Linked DNA regions of Homo sapiens: region 2 is linked to region 1. Evidence: read pairs that join two places in POLR2A ChIA-PET (ENCODE). Cell type or tissue: A673. All regions are shown on one strand.

Region 1 (5,000 bases):
CCCTCCACAATACACACACACCCACATGCACACTCACACACACATACACACACACACCCCACGTGCACACTCACACACACACACACATATCCTCTTGGAATATCAACAGGGGACCATCATTTTCTTCCTGGTCTCAATTTCATTGTCTTCAGATCTTAGAAACTTTCCTTCTAAAACAGTAAGGCAGGCTTTAAAGATTTGCAAACAACATTTTTTTTTTAAATCCAGGAATGTTATACTAAAGGAAAGAATGCTTTCCAAGGGTGAGTGCAAAGGAAATTTTCTTCAGGCAGCTCACTGTGTACATCAGAGTTCCTCCAATTGGGAGATTTACCTGTAGTTTGCAACAAGAACCACAAAGCCATCGCCAAGTGAGTTAACGAGACCACATTCTCTGTCCTTCAACTAGCTGTGAGGGCAGGTGCAGCTGGGATGGAGAAGCTGCCAATGAGTGGCACTGCCCTCTCTGCTCGGGCCCGCCTGCCAGGCCTCAACTGTCCTGAGGGTGAGGTCCACTCTCAGCATTTATGGCCTCACCCCCATCTTTGGTCTCATTCCACACCTCCCACCAACCACACCTTCTGGCCCACCCAAAGCAAGAAAGCCCTTGGAGAAATGAAAATGTTCTCCTCATTAAAAAAGACTTCTAATTAGTGAAGCAACCATAAATGACCATGGAACTCCTTGTTTCAGACATGGAGCTTCTTCAAGACCTGTTTCCTGTCATTCACAACAATGGAGGAAGTGTCCCATTAAGACAGATGAGGGCCAGCAACCCTGGCTTTAGAGTTAATTAATATATTCACCTTTAAGAAGGGAAAGGGTCTCAGTGATTTGTGAAGCTGAGGCAGGATGATCACGTGAGGTTAGGATTTCAAGACCAGCCTGGGCAACATAGTCAGTCCCTGTCTCTACAAAAAATAGTTTAAAAATTAGCTGGGTGCGGTGGTACATCCCTGTAGTCCCAGCTACTCAGGAGGCTGAGTGGGAGGATGGCTTGAGTCCAGGAGGTCACAGCTACAGTGAGCTATGATACTGCCACTGCACTCCAGTCTGAGCAACAGAGCAAAACCCTGTCTCTAAAAACCATAAAGTAGGGGAAGGGTATGTGGGGGTGTAGAAGGATTTGGGGGGATTGTCATGAGCTCAGCTTCACTATGAAGCCTGCCTTTAGTGGTGTGACCAGAGGCTTTACATTCAGTTGGCACTCACAGATCTGTCCTGGATGAAACTGAAGTAGTTTCCATGAACGAACCCCCTTTTCACCTGATTTCCTTCAGGACATCCACCTGGGGCCATAGCTGTGGACTCCCACCGCCTAGGGGAGCACAGGACAAACTGGAGCTCACTGACCACATAGGACTTCCTGAGTAATGGTGTGAGCTGGCCAGTGGCAGGTCCCCTTGGATCTCACATCCTGATAAGAGAGTGGAACGAGGCCAAAACAAAGAAAAGAGAAAAATCCTTCCAATGCAATATTTAGGCTCAACCCATAAGGAAATCCCATCTCCCCGGCAAATCTAAGCAATGAAAATTTCTCATAAAATTAAGCTGCTATTTTCTTCAAAAACTGGTCATTACCTCCAGGACAATGTTGGTTCAAAGGTCTGCTACCCGGCCCTTCTACCACCCAGAGAGTTCACTGTTCTACAATCACACCATGACTTTGAGGCCCACATGTTTTCATTCTACCCACAACAGCCCCTGACCTGCTCCACCTGGGGGAATTCTTGCTTATTCTCCAAGGTTCAGTTCCAATGGCACATTCCCTGTGAGGCAGTCCCTAAGATCCCATGATATTTGCCACAGCCGTAAGGAATTAGTAGCCAAGGCTTTCTTCCCTGGGCTCCTGCGGCTGCACCCCACTGCTTGTCCAACTCCTGCCTTCTGTTTTGGACTGTGAGTCCCCTGATGGCAGGGCCTGAGATTCATCCTGTCTGGGGCCCCGAGGCTACCCAGGGGCCCTGCGAGATGTGCACCAGGGGATGGACACACGGACGGAAGGACGTGGCTGCTCTACATTGGCAGTGTAGGGCTTCAGGGTTTTCAAAGTAGACTGGCATGTGCACTCTGATTTGCCCTTCCCCTCCTGGGGAGGCAGAAAAAGTATTATTCATGCTCCACTCACAAGGACATGAGTGTTGGAAAATGTGAAACGAGAGGGAGCCCGATGCTGCCTGGAGACCTAAACTAGACCACAGACTTGGGCTCTAGTTTTGGCTTTCCTCCAGGGTATTCTGAGTGACTGTGAGCAAGTCTGTGGGCCTGGGCTGTAAGGAATTATCTACATTATCTCTGATCCAGTTGCAATCGTCTATGCCTCCCCTTAGGCCATGTGTTCCTAAGTGGTGACGCCTGAACTAGCATCAAGGTTTTCAGATGCTTAGCAGCTTGTGAAAGGTCCTGGTGCCACTTCATTCTCAGGTGCTGAATTTGTTTTTCAAATCCATGTAATATTGGAATAATGGCTGGTCCTCAACTGGTAATGAGAAGTTGTTTTTATGAGTGAAACCTGCATCGCCAGCACAGCTTGGGGTAGGTCCATGCTGCTAACTCCAGACAGGGATCAACGGGAAACTGCACGGACACATTCATTCCTTTCAGCAAATATGGCAACAAGATGATGATATCCAACAGGTCTCTAATAAAGGAATGCAGGAAAAGCACATACGGAATAGAAGTGAGTGAGAACAAGCAAGTGCTTACAGGTTCTGTGCTGATCATGCCTCTGCTAAAACAAAAACAAAACATTTTGGTTCATCAAGGTGCGCTGGAGAAAGCTGAGCTGCTGCTGCTCAGACTCTATCACAGCTCCGCTGACTGTGACATGGAAACAACAGGAGCCCCATCTACAGATGGAAAGATCGTAATTTCTCAGACCGCATCAAAGTCTCACAAAGCCTTGTCTAAATGCTGTTCTGAGTGTTTCATTGAGCAACATTTGGCAAATCTCAAGGCTGGAGATGTAACAATAGGATTAATAGAAGGAGGAGTTGCTGAATGCATTTCTCAGTCCAAACACAAGGAGCAACAACACGGAAAGTTAAAACGTGGCCAGTGATTCGCAGCTGGCTTGCTTGGGGTAGCAGCCAAAGGCCTCCTTCAAAAGCTACATATATTCTTCCTTGCAGATAACCCAATAGTCGATACAGTCACGAGTTTAAAAGAACCTTCCTGGGCTACTGTCAGGACTCCCAGGCAGGGTAAGTAGCACCTGCCAGCCAGGCTCGGTGAGCCTCCAATTGATCTTATACTTCATATTTCCTCTAAAATTACCAAGCTGCCAGCAGATCCACTAGTTAGTCCACAGAGACCACTAGGAACCCACAAACCTTATTTTCTACAGTAATGTACTGGACCTTAAGCAACACACGGCTGGGGCTTTTCAGCACTCAGCGGAGAGTAAGCAGACAGTCAGAAGGCACTGAACAGCACTGATTTTGTTTGGTTCTAGTTGTTAAGTTGGTGACTTCAGAATCACAACAGTGTGAAAATCTCCCATTCCTGGGGCTACCAGAGGTTCCTCATTCTTTGGAACCAAAAATGTATAATCCACAAGGCTTGAGAGCTATATTTGCTTTTGACAAATGTCTGAATTTTACTTAATGAGGATAAAAAAATATTTTATTTCCATGAAAAGTTTTGCCTATGGAAGTTTTTGAACTTGAAAATTTCAGAACTAGTTTCACTTTGAAGCAGAAGGATCCCATAACACCGAAAAGCCGATATTCATAAAACCAAAGCAGTGCCTGTGGGAGGTGCACCAAAGTCCCTTCATATGAAATTTCCTGGTGTCCCTAAGGGGGAACACAGTGACATCCCAGGGGGTACAGGAAAGACAAGTCCCCCCCAAGACCCTGTCCAGGAGCTCTCCAGCCTGGGCCTCCCCTCTCATTCTCTTAGTCCTAAACGTTTGGGGACATGTCAGAACATGAAAGGGAAAGGAAAGCCAAAATAAAGTCTTAGTTAGCTATAAAACCCAAGTAACCAGAGTCCTTGGATGAGTTTTATTTTGCTGCCTTATTTCATTTTTAGGAAATGTGAGATGAATGTTTTTACAAAATAAAACAGAAACTCCCTAAATATGACTTAGGGACAAGTTCCAACCTAGCCTGGAGCTCTTATACCTTTTAAAGTTTACAGTAAGAACTGACCTACACTAATCCATTAAATTAGTGAATTGACTTTCTACCAAATTCTAGAAACATTACAGATTACAGACCATTAGAAAAACATTTTAATGTTTTTAGAAAAATTAAAGCTATATTTTATCTATTCTAAACAGGGCAAAAAGTACACATATCACAGAAGGATAAGAAGAATAGAAAGTAAAAGTTTAAAAAGTTCACTTTTTTAAACATTGAAGAAAAATGCTACTAGAAATCTGGTTGAGTATATGTAGTTTGCTAAAAGGAATACTGAAATACTTTGCTTTCTGGTATCCTAGTTAAAAAGCACAAAACGATCTTTAACAGGGAGAAAAATACTAAAATGTGATTTTCCCTTGCTGTTGCTCATTTGCTTACCCTGAATGAAACATTTAAAAAAGATACATATCACTGGCTGTCAAAGTCCTAGCTTTGGGGATACCTTTTATAAGCTGCACCAAAATTTCAATCTGGTGGGCTGCGGGATGGGAATGTCAAGAACAGCAGTACAGTAAAACAGAAGTCAGAGAAAGGCTTGACATAGTTTAAAAATAGCCAATATAAATTTGAAAATGGCATGAGAACACATCTGTAAGTATGCTGCTGTATTTTGTATCTGACAAGCCACCCATCATTTTCTACCTATGTTATCACTCCCAAGATCTATTTTAATATTTACTGTATGTGTTAATAAAAATGAGTAATGGAAAGCATCACAACTCAACCACATGCCACAAGCAGCCCATTAAAGCACAAATAACTTACTAATAAAAAGTTCTTATCAGAATACAGAGAATTCCAATTAGCCTTTTTATTTACTAACATTATCTTAGAGTCGACATAAAGTTAACC
Region 2 (5,000 bases), 350 kb before region 1:
CCTATTTCTCTTTCTCTCTCTCTTTCTTGCTCATGGCTCACTTGTCCTTCTGCAACAGGATAACACGGCTAGAAGGCCCTCATCAGATGCCGGCACCATGCTCTTGGACTTCCCAGCTCCAGAACCATGAACCAAATCAACTTCTGTTCTTGGCTGGGTGCGGTGGCTCACGCCTGTAATCCTAGCACTTTGGGAGGCCGAGGCGGGTGATCACCTGAGGTCAGGAGTTCGAGACCAGCCTGACCAACATGGTGAAATCCCATCTCTACTAAAAATACAAAAATTAGCCGGGCATGATGGCAGGTGCCTATAATCCCAGCTACTCAGGAGGCTGAGGCAGGAGAATTGCTTGAAACCCAGGAGGTGGAGGTAGCAGTGAGCCAAGATCGCAGCACAGCACTCCAGCCTGGGGGACAAAGTGAGACTCCGTCTCAAAAAAAAAATTCTGTTCTTTATAAATTACCCAGTTTGTAGTATTCTGTTATTGCAGCAGAAAATTGACTAAGACAGATGGTTTAATAGTCTAATTAGAAAACGATAGATGTACCAACCAAAAACATAAATACTGGTAGTCTTTGACTCATTCACTAAAAATTTTAAGTTAGTGATAAAAATTTGCTCAACTTTCAGTTTTCCCTCCATAATCTTTCCTTACTTTTTGGAGGTTACCAGTGATCCTATCTAAATTTAAATCCATTAACACAAAATGAAACATTTTGTTAAATTAAATTTGCCATAACAATATTTCATAATATTCCACAAAGAGTACTATAAATTTCAGGTTTTGGGCCTTTCTAGCAAAACAAATTTGAGAGTCACTGCCCTAATCCCTGTCTCCCTAGCAAAGCTACCCTTTCAAATTTGAAAGATGTCCTTTCAAAAAGAGTCTTCTAGTATAAGCTCCTTTACATATCTTCCGTTTTAAAGTCTCTTTTCCTCCCAATGTTCTTCCTCTATCACCTTCTCCAATTTCTTGCAAAATATTCCCTCCTCCATAACTGCCTCTTAAATCTATGTCCTCCTCTCTCACATAAAGCCTCGGTTCCTTCTTTGTCTTTCCTTTCCTTCTTATCTTAAAAGTTGTCCTTAGCAGTGGTCCCTTCTGTTTACAAACAGGCCTGCCCTATCTCAAAAACCCCTTTACACAATCTCAGGGCTACAGAACCAGAAAGACCTGGTTTCTAATCCCATTTCTGTAGCACACTAGTTGGGAAACCTGCAAAATGCTGCTAATGAATTCATCTCATAATTGATAGGAGAACTGCACTAGCATACAGGTCTCCCAAAATTAATCTATAACAAGTAATACGATTCCAATTAAAATCCCAATAGGGTTTATATGACAAGATAATCCTAACTCATGTAAGGGTAAAGGCACAAAAGGGTCAAATTAATTTAAAAAAAAGAGGCTAGGCGAGGTGGCTCACGCCTGTAATCCCAGCACTTTGGGAGGCCGAGGCAGGTGGATCACCTGAGATCAGGAGTTTGAGACCAGCCTGACCAACATAGTGAAACCCCATCTCTACTAAATACAAAAAAAAAAAAAAAAAAAAAATAGCTGGGTGGTGGCACATGCCTGTAAACCCAGCTACTTGGGAGGCTGAGACAGGAGAATCACTTGAATCCGGAAGGCAGAGGTTGCAGTGAGCCAAGATTGCGCCATTGCACTCTAGCCTGGACAATGAAAGCAAAACTCCATCTCGGAAAAAAAAAAAAAAAAAAAAGAATAAGAAGGGGGTAATACCCAACTAAATCTAAACACGTATGAAGACATAATAGTAATTTTGAAAAACGGTATTAGAGCAGAAAAAACAATGGAATGGGGAAAATTCCCAGCAACAAACCTATGACATATGACAAATCAATGAGAAAAAAAATAGACTGTATAGTCTGTTTAAATAGTGCTGGAACAACTGGCAATTTCTAAGGAAAAACATAAAAGTAGACAGTTACTCATATTGTACATAATAATAAATTCCAGGTGAACTTAAGATTTAAAAATGAAAAGCAAAACTTTAATAGGAAGAAAACATAGGAAAGTATGATGTCAAAGTAGGGAAGAATTTCTTAATAAAAAGCAAAAATTCTTTTTAAAAATTAGTAAATTGAACTATATTAAAATCATAACCTCCTAAATTTAAAGGCACCATTAAGTAAAGTGAAAGACTAGTCACAGATGAGAATGTGTCCAGAACTTATTCTTTCTGGTGGGTTCCTGGTCCTCAGGGTGAGTGTTCCAGCTCTTAAAGGTGGTGCGAACCCAAAGAGTGAGCAGCAGCAAGATATATTGTGAAGAAAGAAAGAACAAAACTTCCACATCGTGTAAGGGGACCCAAGCAGGTTGCCGCTGCTGGCTGGGGTGGCCAGCTTTTATTCCCTTATTTGTCCATGCCCACATCCTGCTGATTGGTCCATTTTACAGAGTGCTGATTGGTGCATATATAATCCTTTAGCTAGACACAGAGTGCTGATTGGTGCGTTTTTACAGAGTGCTGATTGGTGCATTTACAATCCTTTAGCTAGACACAGAAAAGATCCCCAAGTGCCCCCACTCGACCCAGGAAGTCCAGCTGGCTTCCCCTCTCAAGAAGGCAATAATTGCACTGGACATAATTAACAAAGGATTAATATCCAGAACATAACAACATTCACAAAAGTAAGTAAAAGACAATTTATAGCAGAAACTGACAACTATGCCTTCACTCTTCTCTCCTTCCTTAGTAACAAGACCCTAATTTTATTTGCTCAGCAGCAATGCACCCACCCACCTAAAATGACATTTCCTGGACCCATTTCTAGCTAGGAGGATCTATGGGATTAAGTCTGGCCAATAAGATATTAGCAAAGTTTCAGGTGGGATTCCCTAAAGGGAGATGACTCAGCTAGAAACACTCTTCTTTCCTGTTCCCCAGAAGTAGACATGATAGCTGTAGTTCTACTAATCATCTGGGACCATGAGAAGACTTAAAAGATTGAAGATATCCTCTAAGAATAGTAAAACAGAAAAACAGAAGAATTGTAAGCCCCTGATGACATCCTACAGCCACTAAACCATTCATATACATATATATCTATCTATCTCCATACTTTTTATGTGAGAAAAACTAAACCTATCTTTTTAAAAAACACTGTAATTTTAGTTTTTTGTTACATGCTGCCAAACCTAATCCAAACAAATATGCAACAGAAATGTTGCCAATGAACAATAGGCTAGACAATCCAGAGTAGAAAGTAAAAATGGATATTAAACATGACAACACACTCAACCTCACTAGTAACACATGGAAATGCAAATTAAAACAAGGAACTATCATTTCTGACTCATTGGCTAGATAAAAATTAAGTGCAAAAACAAGTGTTTGGGGATGGGCATGGTGGCTCATGCCAGCACTTTGGGAGGCCAAGGCAGGTAGATGGCTTGAGGTCAGGAGCTCAAGACCAGCCTGGGTAACATGGCAAATCTCTGTCTCTACTAAAAATACAAAAATTAGCCAGTCGTGGTAGCACGCACCTGCAGTCCCAGCTACTCAAGAAGCTAAGTTGGGAGAATCACTTGAAGCCAAGATTGCATCATGGCACTCCAGCCTGGGTGACAGAGCCAGATGCCACCTCAAAAAAAAACTAACAAGTGTTTGGGGAAGTTTGGGGTATCATTATAAACTGCTAATGGTAATATAAAATGGAACAATCACTTAGAATTGAGACTTATCTAGAAAAAGTTGATAGTCCCAACCAGCAAGGTATGCACAAGTCCACTTCTACCACCTTCTAGACATTTATTCCCCAGAGAACTTCTCCCCTTTCCCACATACATACAAAGGCCACAAAGATGTTCCTACAACATTATAATAGAAAAAAAAAGAAGAAGTAACAATTTAAATTTCCACCAACAGAGAATACATTGCAGTATAGTCATACATTGGTTTATAAAGCCAGTAAAAATTGAACTACAGCTATATTTACCAACCTAGATAAACCCTGAAAATTATTCTGAATGAAAATGGCAAATGACAAGACATGTACAATACACCATTTATATAAAATTTTTAAAACTCAATAGTATGTTATTTACATTTGCGGGAAGAGTATAAAAGCACGGAAGGAAGGATAAGCAACTGTGAAGCCATGATGGCCTCTGTGGAAAATGAGGTCGACGAGGCAGGGAACAGTGTCTACAGGACTCAAAGGGGGCTTCAATTATATCTGTGATATCTTAATATTTTTAAAAGATTGTAGGCAAAACATCTATATGAACATTTGCTAATCTAGGAGGTAGGCATATGAATGTAATTTATATTACTGTATGCATTTTTCTGTCCATTTAAAACCTTGCATTTCTTTAAATAAGTGGGCCTTCTATTCTCGATAGTACAGCTGACCTTAAACAACTCTTCTGCTAAAACAAGACAAAAATGGTGGACAAAATTTCTTAAAAATTTTAAGTGCATCACTGAGCTTACAAGAAATTAAGGAATCATCAAAAGCTAAAACAGAAGCGAACGCAGGGATCCAAAGATGAATGCAAGCACTCATGTGTTTACCCTGGAGACATGTGCCAACCTCTAGTGACCCTGAACTTCCATTTTGACAGCTGCCTAGCATAAAGAAGACAGGAGATTAAAGCCAGGGCCCATCTCAGGTAGGGATCTAACAAGATATCCCTCCACATAAAGCTGGGATCCTCAGCGCAAGGGTAAACTATTTAAAAAACAAACAAAACAAACCGGAAGGAGGGGGACCAGGGAAGAGAAAAAGAAGGGAGAAGGGAGGGAAGGATTAACTTGCCGGTCTGGACCTTAACAATAGATGGAAGAGCGTAAATTACTTCAGACAATGAATACCCACAAGCAGGCCTATGACAGGTCTCTTGCCCATCACAACAGGACCCATGTTGTCCAAAAAACTTGAAGCCAATAAAATTAAAGTAGTCCTGTGTTGTCTATGTACCTAGGCACTTGGAGGAATCCAGGCTTCAGAGTTTTTCATAAACATTTCCAAGA

Evidence for each region. Peaks named below come from ENCODE experiments on the same cell type or tissue, not always from the same donor. Only the 100,000 strongest peaks of a DNase experiment are listed, where the experiment ranks them.
Region 2: POLR2A ChIA-PET joins it to region 1 with 5 read pairs; 1 of 35 experiments calls an interaction of 5 or more read pairs at or near these places.

What each region holds. Positions count from the first base shown.
Region 1 is chr13:21,229,424-21,234,423 of GRCh38, forward strand. No RefSeq gene overlaps it. Among named protein-coding and RNA genes, the nearest start is that of LINC01046, 2.6 kb to the right of the region's middle. In A673, a CTCF peak has its summit at 2,912; DNase peaks (open chromatin) are centred at 2,258 and 2,978; H3K4me3 peaks cover 896 bases; H3K27ac peaks cover 3,398 bases.
Region 2 is chr13:20,874,561-20,879,560 of GRCh38, forward strand. The region is part of intron 1 of XPO4 (exportin 4); the gene reads right to left. Among named protein-coding and RNA genes, the nearest start is that of XPO4, 26 kb to the right of the region's middle. In A673, no CTCF peak of the experiment used is centred here; no DNase peak of the experiment used is centred here; H3K27ac peaks cover 702 bases.